Regions from separate parts of the Homo sapiens genome. Here all the other regions are linked to region 1. The links are chromatin contacts, found by Hi-C or POLR2A ChIA-PET in ENCODE. All regions are on one chromosome and are shown on one strand. Each heading gives the region's core, a stretch centred on a gene start or an enhancer-like site at or near the end of the contact. The rest is flanking DNA. Distances are from core to core; before and after follow the strand shown.

Evidence for each region. Hi-C counts contacts between places; a loop is a spot of excess contacts on that map. ChIA-PET counts read pairs that join two places held with the same protein, here RNA polymerase II (POLR2A). Pooled maps may share reads with other maps.
Region 2: a pooled map shows a loop between it and region 1 (6-fold over the local background). The contact joins two enhancer-like sites. A Hi-C loop is called at or near these places in 1 of 168 maps with a recorded cell type or tissue (GM13976) and 4 of 50 pooled maps. POLR2A ChIA-PET finds 5 or more read pairs at or near these places in 7 of 52 experiments (A549, CD4-positive, alpha-beta memory T cell, GM12878 and 3 more).
Region 3: a pooled map shows a loop between it and region 1 (6-fold over the local background). The contact joins two enhancer-like sites. A Hi-C loop is called at or near these places in 4 of 168 maps with a recorded cell type or tissue (B cell, CD4-positive, alpha-beta memory T cell and CD8-positive, alpha-beta T cell) and 7 of 50 pooled maps. POLR2A ChIA-PET finds 5 or more read pairs at or near these places in 15 of 52 experiments (CD4-positive, alpha-beta T cell, CD4-positive, alpha-beta memory T cell, Caco-2 and 10 more).

The regions. Positions count from the first base shown.
Region 1 is chr12:3,883,623-3,887,362 of GRCh38, reverse strand. All of the region lies in intron 1 of PARP11-AS1 (PARP11 antisense RNA 1), which reads right to left. Among named protein-coding and RNA genes, the nearest start is that of PARP11, 12 kb to the right of the region's middle. Within about 2 kb of position 1,660, at least 6 of the 41 ENCODE cell types and tissues checked have a DNase peak (open chromatin) inside an H3K27ac peak, as active enhancers do.
Region 2 is chr12:4,305,914-4,309,653 of GRCh38, reverse strand. No RefSeq gene overlaps it. Among named protein-coding and RNA genes, the nearest start is that of TIGAR, 13 kb to the left of the region's middle. Within about 2 kb of position 1,638, at least 9 of the 41 ENCODE cell types and tissues checked have a DNase peak (open chromatin) inside an H3K27ac peak, as active enhancers do.
Region 3 is chr12:4,250,863-4,254,602 of GRCh38, reverse strand. All of the region lies in intron 1 of CCND2-AS1 (CCND2 antisense RNA 1), which reads left to right. Among named protein-coding and RNA genes, the nearest start is that of CCND2, 21 kb to the left of the region's middle. Within about 2 kb of position 1,824, at least 2 of the 41 ENCODE cell types and tissues checked have a DNase peak (open chromatin) inside an H3K27ac peak, as active enhancers do.

The DNA.
Region 1 (3,740 bases), core at 411-2,910:
CAGCTATGAACTGAAATCCTCATGGTATCACAGGGCGTAACGTCTGCATTTTAATTCTAAACGTCAACTGTTTATGTAAGGGCGGGTAGATTTTGCTACATCCACATTAGTGGCTTGGGAGTTTTAGTTGACCGGGGGCTTTAAAGGGAAAACGGTGTGACATAACTGTGCAGAAAATTAACCAAATTTCAGCTGCATTCATAGAAGCATACTACTTAAATCCAGGCAACTAACATAGGCCCACTGGCTGTGAGATCAGAACACACTTTAAGATAAATCAAAGAAAGATATCCAAGATAGAGCTAGAAAAGATGTCATATGAAAAATTACTGCAGAAACGGATGCTGTTTTTGACTGAGAAGGCCCAAATCATCACAAATTTGAGGAGCAGTCATATTACAAAAGAAGGTTATACTGCATTCCTCTAAAAGGAAGAATGGAGATATATGAGCACAAATTATAAAGAGCCATGCTTTGGCTTAATCTAAAGAAGACTATTCTAACCTTAGAACCGTCTAGAGATAGAATGGGCTGCTTCTCCTGAGTGGTCAGTTTGCTGTTACTACAAGATTCTAAACAGACTGGCCAACCACTTGTTCATGTGGAGGAGATTATTGTGGGGGTTAGGAGGAAGACAGATAATAAGTTCCTTTCCCAATAAATTCTCACTTTGGGAGGATGAGGCAGGTGGATCGCTTGAGCCCAGGAGATTGATACTAGCTTGGGTAACACAATGATACCCCATCTCTGCAAAAAATAAAAAATTAGCTGGGCATGGTGATGCACACCTATAGTCCCAGCTACTCGGGAGGCTAAGGCAGGAGGATCACTTGAACACAGACGTTGAGGCTGCAGTGAGCCATGCCACTGCACTCCAGCCTTGGTGATACAACCATACTCTGTCTCAAAAACAAAACAAAACAAAACAAAAGAACAACAACAAAAAAACAACACTAAAACTCAACTTAGGTGTTAGCTTAACAGAACTTGTTTGGTGGTTATAGTTCAAATTGTGAATTATTCCTCAATTGCTTCATCAAATAATCCTCAAATAAGTGCAAACAAGTTAAAACAATCTGCTCTATTATGAAGTAGAAGAGCTCATTTAATTTTAAATGAGGCTGGGCACGGTGCTTTACACCTGTAATCCCAGCACTATGGGAGGCCAGGAGTTTGAGACCGGCCTGGGTAACATAGTGAGACCTTGTCTCTAAGAAAAAAAAAAAAAAAAGATAATTTTATTAAGGCAACTGAATTCATATCAGAATTATTCAACTGGTAAAGACCCCATCCCATATCAGAGTAAGAATTTAAGACATCACTTTTGATGATAGTGTTCAACTAAGTCCCCTGACCACTTATCTCTGGTTTTGACCCTGCGTAGTTAAGGGATTTAGAGTTCTTTTTAAATACTTTATTCCTAAGGATACATTGTACTACTTTAATTCAGTCCTGACCATTTGGTTGATTTAGGGTAAAGCAGCTCAATTAGATTATTGCTACTCCAGAAAGCTGTTCTAAAATGTGCTCAACAAAAGCTGGTCTTGTCCAGAAACAAAATAATTCTCTGGCTTATTAGAACTTTTGTGCTCATGGATTGTTTTGCTTTGTGTTTTGTTTTGTTTCATTTGGTTTTGTTTTAATCAGAAACGTTCTTGCCTGTGTCCCAGCGCCATCTTGTGTTAGAAATGAGCATATTTTCCAATTAGGTGGAAAAAATCCATTTTGGGCGATCTGTGAGGGACCACTACTCCTTTCTGCACCCTAGAATATCTGGATTGGAAGAAACCCCAAAGGTCAAATGTCATCTAGGCAAGACTTCCCCAAGATGCCTGCCAGAGGTAGAGGTTTTTAGTCTAGTCCCCAGAATATGCGTAAATCCAGGAGGCTAGAGCTGGAAGAAATTCTCCTAGAACAAATGAAAATGAAATAGTTGGATGAGAGAGATCAGAAGCAGTTTTTCCTTTCTATTTCCTTTTAGTTTCACTTTCATAGATCTCCTGGTATGTTCAGAAAAGCAAAGACATGTGACTGGAGACCTACGGAAATGCTCTGCCGTAGCTTCGGGAGCAGGAAAGGATCTGAAATGATGACATAAGAAAACGCATAAATACCCTACAATGAAGGGTAGAAGTTAATTTTTTTCAGAGCAATGCTTTTCAATAAGTGGCTGCCAGGCAGATCTTGTTCAACCCTATGTCATAATAAGACTTGTCTTAAAATCATTCCATATTTAATGTATTGGGCTTTGAAGAGAAGGATATATTTCTCTTCCAATTTTAGGATTATTTAAGATTTGAGTTAATGTTAAGAACCTTCTATCGAATAAAAATACTCTAAGTGTGATGCGAGCATTATCCCAAATCCTGAATGTAGATGGAGGGTTTTGGATTTGTTCATAGCTAACATCCCTTTCCTGCTCTGAGAGTTTCTTACTCTGTGATTTGGGGCCACGCACAAGGTCAACAGCAAGTGCCTTTGTGTCAAGTTATCCTGGCCCAAAGGGCGCAGGGGTTGGCAGGGTAAGAGTCTCCTTGTCGTTTAGCTGCACAGTTGACTCAAAGCGAGTGATCTGCACCAGATTTCTAATCACTCATGATTCTCAGCTGCTTCTTGCCTCTTGTGTCCTTTGGATGGTTTGTAAATTCACTTCATAGTCTCCCTCAGTAGATGAAAAATTCCACAAAGACAGGGACTGTATCTTTTGCTTCCTACATCTCTGGGCATCTTGGTGCTGATGAATCTGAGCCCAGAATCTGATTTGTGTCAGTATGACACCAAATCATGGACTTTGAGAGATGGCAGCAACCTTGGAGATCACCTGGTTCAATCATCTCATTTTTTAGTTGGGAAACTGAGGCCCCAAAATGGGATGTTATGCACAATATCACATAATATAGCGGTACTGAGCTTGGATCAGTTCCTGAGTCTCCTGTTTTAGCCACTGACAGTGTATCTCAATCTCTCTGTCTCCACAACTGGCAGAGGACATACACTGTTCCCACTCCAGCTTAAAGCAGCTAACCACACACAAGAACCTACTTCAAACCCAGGAGGTGGAGGTTGCAGTGAGCCGAGATCACGCCATTGCACTCCAGCCTGGGTGACAGAGGGAGGCTCTGTCTCAAAAATTTTTAAAAAGCCCTATGTAAGTGAATATTGCCTTCTGCTTCATAATATACACATTTGCTTTAACATTAAAAATAATGTTAGAAGCTGGGAGCGGTGGCTCACGCCTCTAATCCCAGCACTTTGGGAGGCTGAGGCGGGTGGATCACGAGATCAGGAGATCGAAGCCATCCTGGCTAACACAGTGAAACCCCGTCTCTACTAAAAATACAAAAAAGTTAGCCAGGCATGGTGGCGGGTGCCTGTAGTCCCAGCTACTCGGGAGGCTGAGGCAGAAGAATGGCGTGAACCCGGGAGGTGGAGGTTGCAGTGAGCCGAGCCGAGATCGGGCCACTGCACTCCAGCCTGGGCGACAGAGCGAGACTCCATCTCAAAAAAAGAAAAAAAAAAAAAGTTAGATTTTTTTTTTCTAATAAGGAAAATTGGTACTGAAGATCTAATGGTAAAGAGTCATTTATTTTCCTTGGCATACTGCTGTAATCCCTGGAGTTAAAACAAAGTTGTAATGTTGGATGGAGTGCTTGGGGTTCTGGAATGGTGATCCTCTTTCTGAGTATGGTTCTGTGCCCCCTGAAGGTATGTGAGGGAGGACGGAAGTCAGGCAGGGAGGT
Region 2 (3,740 bases), core at 389-2,888, 420 kb before region 1:
TGGCCGGGGGGGCATTCCAGAGCAGAGCATAGAGCACTTGTATTCTGGGCCAACCACCAAGTAGCAGTTGTCTTTTTATCTGTCTCTGTCTTTAGCCTTTGAGATCAAGGAGAGCAGAGATCTCATCCCTGGAAAAGCAAGTACTGAGACACATTTGTTGAATGAGGGGTCCCATACGGAGCACCAGGCACGTACCCAGCCCTCATTTGTTGAATAAACGAGCAGTGCCCAGGAGCCCTGTGTGGGAAGGGGATGATGAAGAGTAGCGATTTTCAGTGAATGGGTTGACCGAAACATAGCCACAGAGATTTGCACTTTTTCAACAAATATAGAAATCTCACAGGTTTGTCTTCTCATGGAATCTCCATGGTGCCAGGAGCACTAAAAATGACTCTCCAGACAAACAAAAGCAGGAAAAGCTGTCTGGACACAGTGGCTCACACCTGTAACCCAGCACTTTGGGAGGCTGAGGTGGGAAGGATCTTTTGAGGCCCAAAGTTTGAGAGCAGCCAGGGCAACATAGTGAGACACTGTTTCTATAACACATTTTTTAAAACAATCTAGATGTAGTGGTGCATGCCTGTTGTCCCAGCTACTTGGGAGGCTGAGGTGGGAGGATCACTTGAGCCTGGGAAGTTGAGGCTGCAGTGAGTTGTGATCACGCCACTGCCCTCTAGCCTCAGAGACAAAGGAAGACCCTATCTCCAGAAACAAAAGAAAAGAAAACCAAAAAACAAAAAGCAGATCTTTACCACCCCACCTTATTTGGGCCTACCTGCAGACCTGGGCGTGGGGCTGAATGTTGGGATCTCAAAGGAATTTCAAAAATCTGGCCCAGCCCCGGGGTAATCTGATAACTAAAAACTCATAAAGACATAAAGAGATCTTAATGCTTACTGAGGCAGTACGGTCTTTCTTCGTCTGAGAAGGAGAGGTTATGGTCCACAAACTGAAAGAAGTATTCCAGGTCTGTTTGTGGTGGAGAGGGTTGGAGGAGGATGACTCCACTTGGGACTTACTGGGCCCTCCTTCCTGGCCAGGGAGGTAAAACAGACACAGGTTAGGCTGCAGAGCTGTAAGCCCTAAGCCGACTGGCAGGCGCCGTAAAAGAGAGCAGCGGGTTCAGTCGGTTGTGGGGTGGGCAGAGGGTAGAGAAAGGGGCCAGTCACACTCAGCTGCAGCCCTCGCGGCCTCGCGGGCCTGTGGTTGCCAGGACTTAAATCTCCCAAGAGTCGTTACAATCCTGACTTTTATGTGAAAGCTCTCATCTTGTATTGGCAAGTAAATCCAAGACAGTTTCAATCACTGTGGGAGTCAAGCTAATTATGTCTGCAGGCTGGATTTGGTCTGTAAGCTGCCAGTGTGCCATCTCTGGATTAGTCACTGAAGAGTCAGGGAAGGTGATGAACCAGCACCAGCCACCCCAGATGGAGTCACGATGTGGCGGTAGTGAGAGAAGCAGGTGAGGGAACTGCGCCAGGTGTGGACGGGAAAGGCCTGACGTTCCTTCCCCAGGCTGCCCTGGGGAGATGGCGGAGGCGGGGGTGCTGCTCCAGTGCTGTCTGCTGGAGGGAGGTGTTCCCTTCCGTGCAGGGCAGAGGCAACCTACACCCGGCTGGCTCTGGGTTTCCTTGTGAGTGATCCTGTCCGTGGCATTAGTACCACCTAGTGGACTTCGCAGGAAGAACTGCATGTTGAAACCATGCGGACAGTCATTTACCAGAGCGGCGGCGGTGAGCGCAGCAGAAGGGCCAGGGTCCTCCGAGCGAATCAGCATGAAAGAAACCATAATAATGAGTAAACTCAAAGCTTGAAGCATAAACTCAAAGCTTCAGGGGGACAATGAGACAGAGGCAGGGGCGCTGGTCTTGCTTTCTCAGGCCGCCCAGTTCTGTTTGACTGAGCCTGTGGTCCGAGCGGATGGAATCCGCCCCTCCAGCACGGGGAGGCCCCCAGAGCCCAAAGACAAGGAAAGCCACCAGTCATATTGAAGCGTCCAGCCTTCTTTCTTTAAGCCTCATGAGAAATTAGGTGGGTGGTAATCCCAAATCAATGTTTGTGGCTGTGCTTATCCTGTTTCACAAGCCTAACATCTGTGTTTATATTGTTTAAAATCTATTAAATTGTGTGGAATATTTTCCCTTCATTTAAAAAAAAATTACTTCCCATCCCTTTTATTTTTGGAAAAGGTCACACTCTGTTTCCGTTTCCAAACTATGCTGACCCACATGATCTTCCTAACAAAAGTGTTTTCCTAAAACTCACTTGCTTGAGGAAACCTGTTCCTCTGCAAGGGCCCCCTCCCACACCTTAGCATCGATTTCCCCCCAGACTCATTTGCATTTGCTGTTGTTTCTCTCTGCTATTTCATAGGCCTGTGTGTCCTGTTTTTTTCTGTGCTTTTCCTTAAAGGCTCAGTACAGGCCCCACATAACACATCGGCTGTGAGTACTAGGCTTACCTTGATACTCTGAATCTCCCTACTCTGTCCACAGCATTTTTGCTGTTGCTGTAATTGCCAGGAGAGCAGGGAAGTAATCTGGTGTAATATTCAGCTTTTGAGTACTTGCTTCGTGTCAGTATTTTGACAGTATTACTGCTAAGCCAACTGGGAAGGTGAATTTTGGGGATACCTCTGCATACTAAATAAAAGCTCCAAATCTTAGAAAGTCATTAGAGATACAAAAGCACTCCCTTGAACACGCACAAAAGATCGGGGATTTCCAGGTCTTCATTGCATTTTTAATGGCCACTTTCAGGAAAGGCACTTCCAAGTTTGAGATTTTCCAGTTATAAGATGATCTGGGTCTGAAAGAGCGTAGATGGGACAGTCAGATTTCTCACTGCTCGGCTGTGTGCTTCATCTGCTCTTCCCGCCCTTAAAACATCCATTGTTCAGAATGGGGGAAGCCCAGCAGTGTTGCTGGGTGGCATTTGAGAGAGGGAGTGGAGTTGTCATGCTATAAACAGATATAGCATTGATCCTACAGAGCAAAAAGATAGGGAAAGGGAGGGAGAGGAACCCAGTTGGACATTATGTCATGCCAAAGAGAATTCCAAGGATGGTTAAGAATGGCAACCAGAGGCCCTTGAAACTCCCAGGAGGCCAGCAGACTTCACTAGGCAGAAACCCAAGAAAAAAGTTACCCCCATTTGTCGCTAAGAATGGCGGATGTCAAGGGGAATGGGAACAAAGGGGAATTTCTAGGGTCCTTGTAAGCTTAAAAGTCCTATTAAGTGAAGTTACTTGAGATCAGCCTGGAATATCTTAATCTGGACTTCCCCAACGGCCAGTTTTAAATCTTGTTTACAACTCAGGTCAGAATTAAAATGGAAAACAGCCTTCGATGACTTCCAGACAAGGAACTTTGGAAAAAATTAATTTTACAGTAACATCAAAATGTCTGTTATAGCTTGTGCAACAAAGCTATACAAAAAATCTGTACAAAAAATAAAAAAATTAACTGGGCGTGGTGGTGGGCGCCTGTAATCCCAGCTACTTGGGAGGCTGAGGCAGGAGGATTGCTTGAGCCCAGGAGTGTGAGGCTGCAGCAAGCTGGGATTGTGCCACTGCACTCCAACCTGGGGGACACAGCAAGACCCTGTTTCTAAACAAAACACACAAAAAAGTGTTCATTAGGCCCTTGTCTTCTGCACACCCATCACTCTCGGGAAAGAAGCTGGTCTGAGCTAAGGTCCAAGAGCAGCTGGGCCTAGGGCCTGGCAATTCATTTCAGCAG
Region 3 (3,740 bases), core at 575-3,074, 370 kb before region 1:
ACACCGGATCATCATTCTTCCTATCAGTTACCTGTGGGTATATTATTAATGCCCTGTGTTGCAGATTGGAAATTTATGCTCAACAATGATATTTAACTTATGTAGATCACACAGCCTCTACATAGCATAATTTAGGATCCTGTGCTCAAATTACTGTATCCATAACTTTTTGTCATCCCACTTTAAAGAAAATGAAATTAGAAGTCTTAGACAATGCATTCTGAGTATGGCTTACATACTCAGTAAAATGGTATACAGCTCTAATCAACAGACCCAGACTCAAAAAGCTTTGGACTGCTACCAAGAGATTGGTAAATAAATGTACATTAACTTTAAATAAAATGTGTATGGTATGTATGATTCATTTTTTATGATTTCTCACTTTCCCAACATTTTCAGATAACTCATCGTTTCCTCAGTCACATCAGAGAGATCCTGATGGTTTTCTTTTTGGAACTTAACAGTTTAAAAACCTAAATAGGATCATGCCAAACATATTGTTCTGTGACTTGATTTTTTTCAGTGAATAATCATCTCTTGGAGTCTTGCTATGCCAGTACATATACATCTACTTCATTCATTTTAAGTGCAGAATGCTTTTCAATAGCAAGGATATGCCAGAATTTTACGACTTCCCATAATTAATGGCATTTGGGGGCCCTCCTTCACCAGTTGTTTGCTTGTATACATAATGTGCCATCAGCATCGTCGCACTTGCTTCTTTATGCATTCAAGTGCCAGTGGAAGGAGAAAGAGCTTGAAGTCCTGATTCTATCAATTAAGTGGTCCAAGAAAGAGAATGAGCATCTTGAGGTCTCCATCTTCAACAGCCTTACAGTCTGGAGGGAAGCAGACACACACACAGCTTTTACTTAGGGAGACGGGGGTCAATTGAAGGTTAAGGGAGTGCAAAAAGAGGGAGACTGAGGGGTTCAGTCGAGGGGATGACTGAGAAGGCTGCCTGGAGGAGGTGTGCTTGAGTCCTGGGTTCAAGGGTTAAAAGGCTCTGATACTTGGTCTGCTAATCTTTCTTATCGTATCGTTGCCTGGCAGTATGCCTGTTATTTGAGTGGACTCTTCTTGGACCATTTGCTTGGATGAACAGTGGGCAGAAGTGGAAAGGAAGGGTGCTCTGGACAAAGGTGACAAAGCCCAGGAACAAAAGTCGGAAGGTGCACAGTGTGCCCAGAGGGCCAGGAATTGGGTGGAGTGACTGGCTCCTTGGTCGCTTGCAAGTAGCATGAGAATAGAGAGGGCTGGGAGATGCATTAAAAAGCACCAGGACAAATTTAGGTTTGCACAGAAAAGGACGTTTCGTCAGGGTACGTGAGGAAAGTTGAGTAGAGAATTTAGGAATGGAGCAGACGACTCTGGTTGGGATGATGAGAGCGGAGAGACAGATCCATGTTCTTTCCAGGTGCCCCAGCAGCTCCAGGTCTCGCTGAACCTGTTACTATGGCAGCGTCTATGCTTCACTTTTGAGGATTGCTTCTGCTTTGAAATAGCCGTGTGGAAGAAAAACTACAAAGTTTTGAGGGGGAAAAAACCCACCTAACTTTAGCTGCCGTTGTGTCTTCATCTGTAAAAATCTTCTTCATGTCTCATGGATTTCAACATGCAGTTTATCTTGGTTTGTTCCATAAAACATCAGATGCAACTTTAATGGCCTAACCCCAAAAAGATAACTTGGCAGCCATCAAGCATTCAGCAGCGTTCCAAATGCCCTCTTGCTGGAGCCAGCCTTCTACGGGGCCATGTGGATGTCAGGCACACACAATTTGAGTCACGCTGACATAGCTGGGATGCCTGGATTGCACTGGAATCTGGGGGGTACCAATCACAGGCCAGAGAGAAGCCATTGGCTGGAAGGAACAATGCCAGCGTGTTCACCGTCTCTGCAGAAGGAGGGGGTGTTGATGGTGAGGGGAATGACAGTTGCAGCCAAAGGAGCAAAATGACCCCAAAGCAGGGTGGGCACATGTCATTGATGCTGGGCAGAAGCACTCCAGGGGCTCAGGTCATGACCACACCCCTTTTCTCCTGCCCCACAACCAGAAAAACTAAGAAGGTACAAGATTTTCCCTAAAACTTAATGTACAGAATGCCCTGCTGTCTTCAGGTTTTTGGGAAATCCAGGGTTGACAACAACAGCCCAAATATATGAAGCACTTACCTCTACCAGGCACTGTCTGTATCTTACAAATAATTCGTTTAATTCTCACAACTCCTTAATGAGGTAAGTTTTACAATTTCCATTTTATGATGAGGGAAACTGAGGCTTAGAAAGATTAAGAAACTTGCCCAAATCCTGCAGCCAGAAATGGGCAGAATCAAGACATGAACCACAGTCTCTCAAAAGCCAAAGCCTGGGCACTCACTACTACCCTCAACAGCCCGGTGGCTGGTTCATGCCATCTCTGCCACCCTCACACAGCCACCTCTTGGATGGTAGAACCCTGTGTGTTGAACAAGTAGAGTAACATTCTAAAAGGATTCTTTTTCCTCCCCTGTTTTCCTGGGGGCTGAGTAGACATGTTTAAACATGCTGTTCATCTGACACTTGTTTACTTCAGTGGCTATGATGTGCAAGACCCCAGACCAGGAACAGTAAGAGGGCATGAGGATAACCCAGCGTGGAGACCACTCTGGAGGAGGCTGCAGACTGGAGGCGCTGTTGTAGCCAGCTGCATTTTGGAGGCTGGGTTGCCTGTCTTAGATCTCTAATGAGTTTGGTCATTATTTTTTCAGCCAGGGTTTTCTTCCTCCCTCCCTGTCTTCCTTCCCTTTCTCCTTCCTTCCTTCATTCCTTCCTTCCTTTCTTCCTTCCTTCTTTCCTCCCTCCCTCCCTCCCTCCCTCCCTTCCTTTCTCTCTTTCCTTCTATCTTTTATTTTCTCTCTTTCTCTGTCTCTCTCTTTCTCTCTTTCTTCCTCCCTCCCTCCCTTTCTCTCCTTCTTTCTTTCTCCCTCCCTCCTCTCCTCCCTCTCTTGGTCTCTCTCTCTCTCCCTTCCTTCCTTTGTTCTTTCAAGATTTTTCTTTCTTTCTTTCTTTCTTTTAAAGGTGTAAGCCTTTTTCTGGTTCACTACATGCCAAGGACTGCGCTAAATCATTCACATAAAACCACCAGCGTGCATCACCTCATTTGGTCCTCCCACAGTCTAACGGGTAGGTACTGTCATTACCCTCATTTTAAGAAAATGAAGAAACTGAAGCTCAGAGAGGTGAATTGATGTCTCCACCGTCTGCCTGATTCAGTACCCTGCACCCTTAACCACTATAAAAGAACAACATGCCAATAGTTCCCTAATGCTGTAAAAGGCACTGTTTTAAACGCATCCTTTATATCAACTCACTCACTCCTCCAAACAGGCGCAATAGAAATTACTATTATCCTTGTTTAATACATTGGGAAACCAAAGCACAGAAAAGTCATGTAATTTTCCCCAGGTCACCCAGCTAGTAAGTGACAGAGCTGGGCTTCTGTTTCACCGAGGAAGACATTCCTCAGTTTTTGTTCTGTTTTGTTTTTCACTTGAAATCCCCCGCGATGGCCCAGAGTGGAATGCCAGGGTCCTGAGAATAAAGTCTCTGAGCTGAACTGGGAAGGGGTGCCAGTGGCAGCTGTGTCCCCTACAGCTCTGGAAGGTGGAGGCGGTGGAGACAGCAACTACACAGCAGCCACAAGCCTGGGTCCCTGCCAGGGGAGACCTCAAAGTCCCCTCGAGGGTTGGCTTCTCTGTGC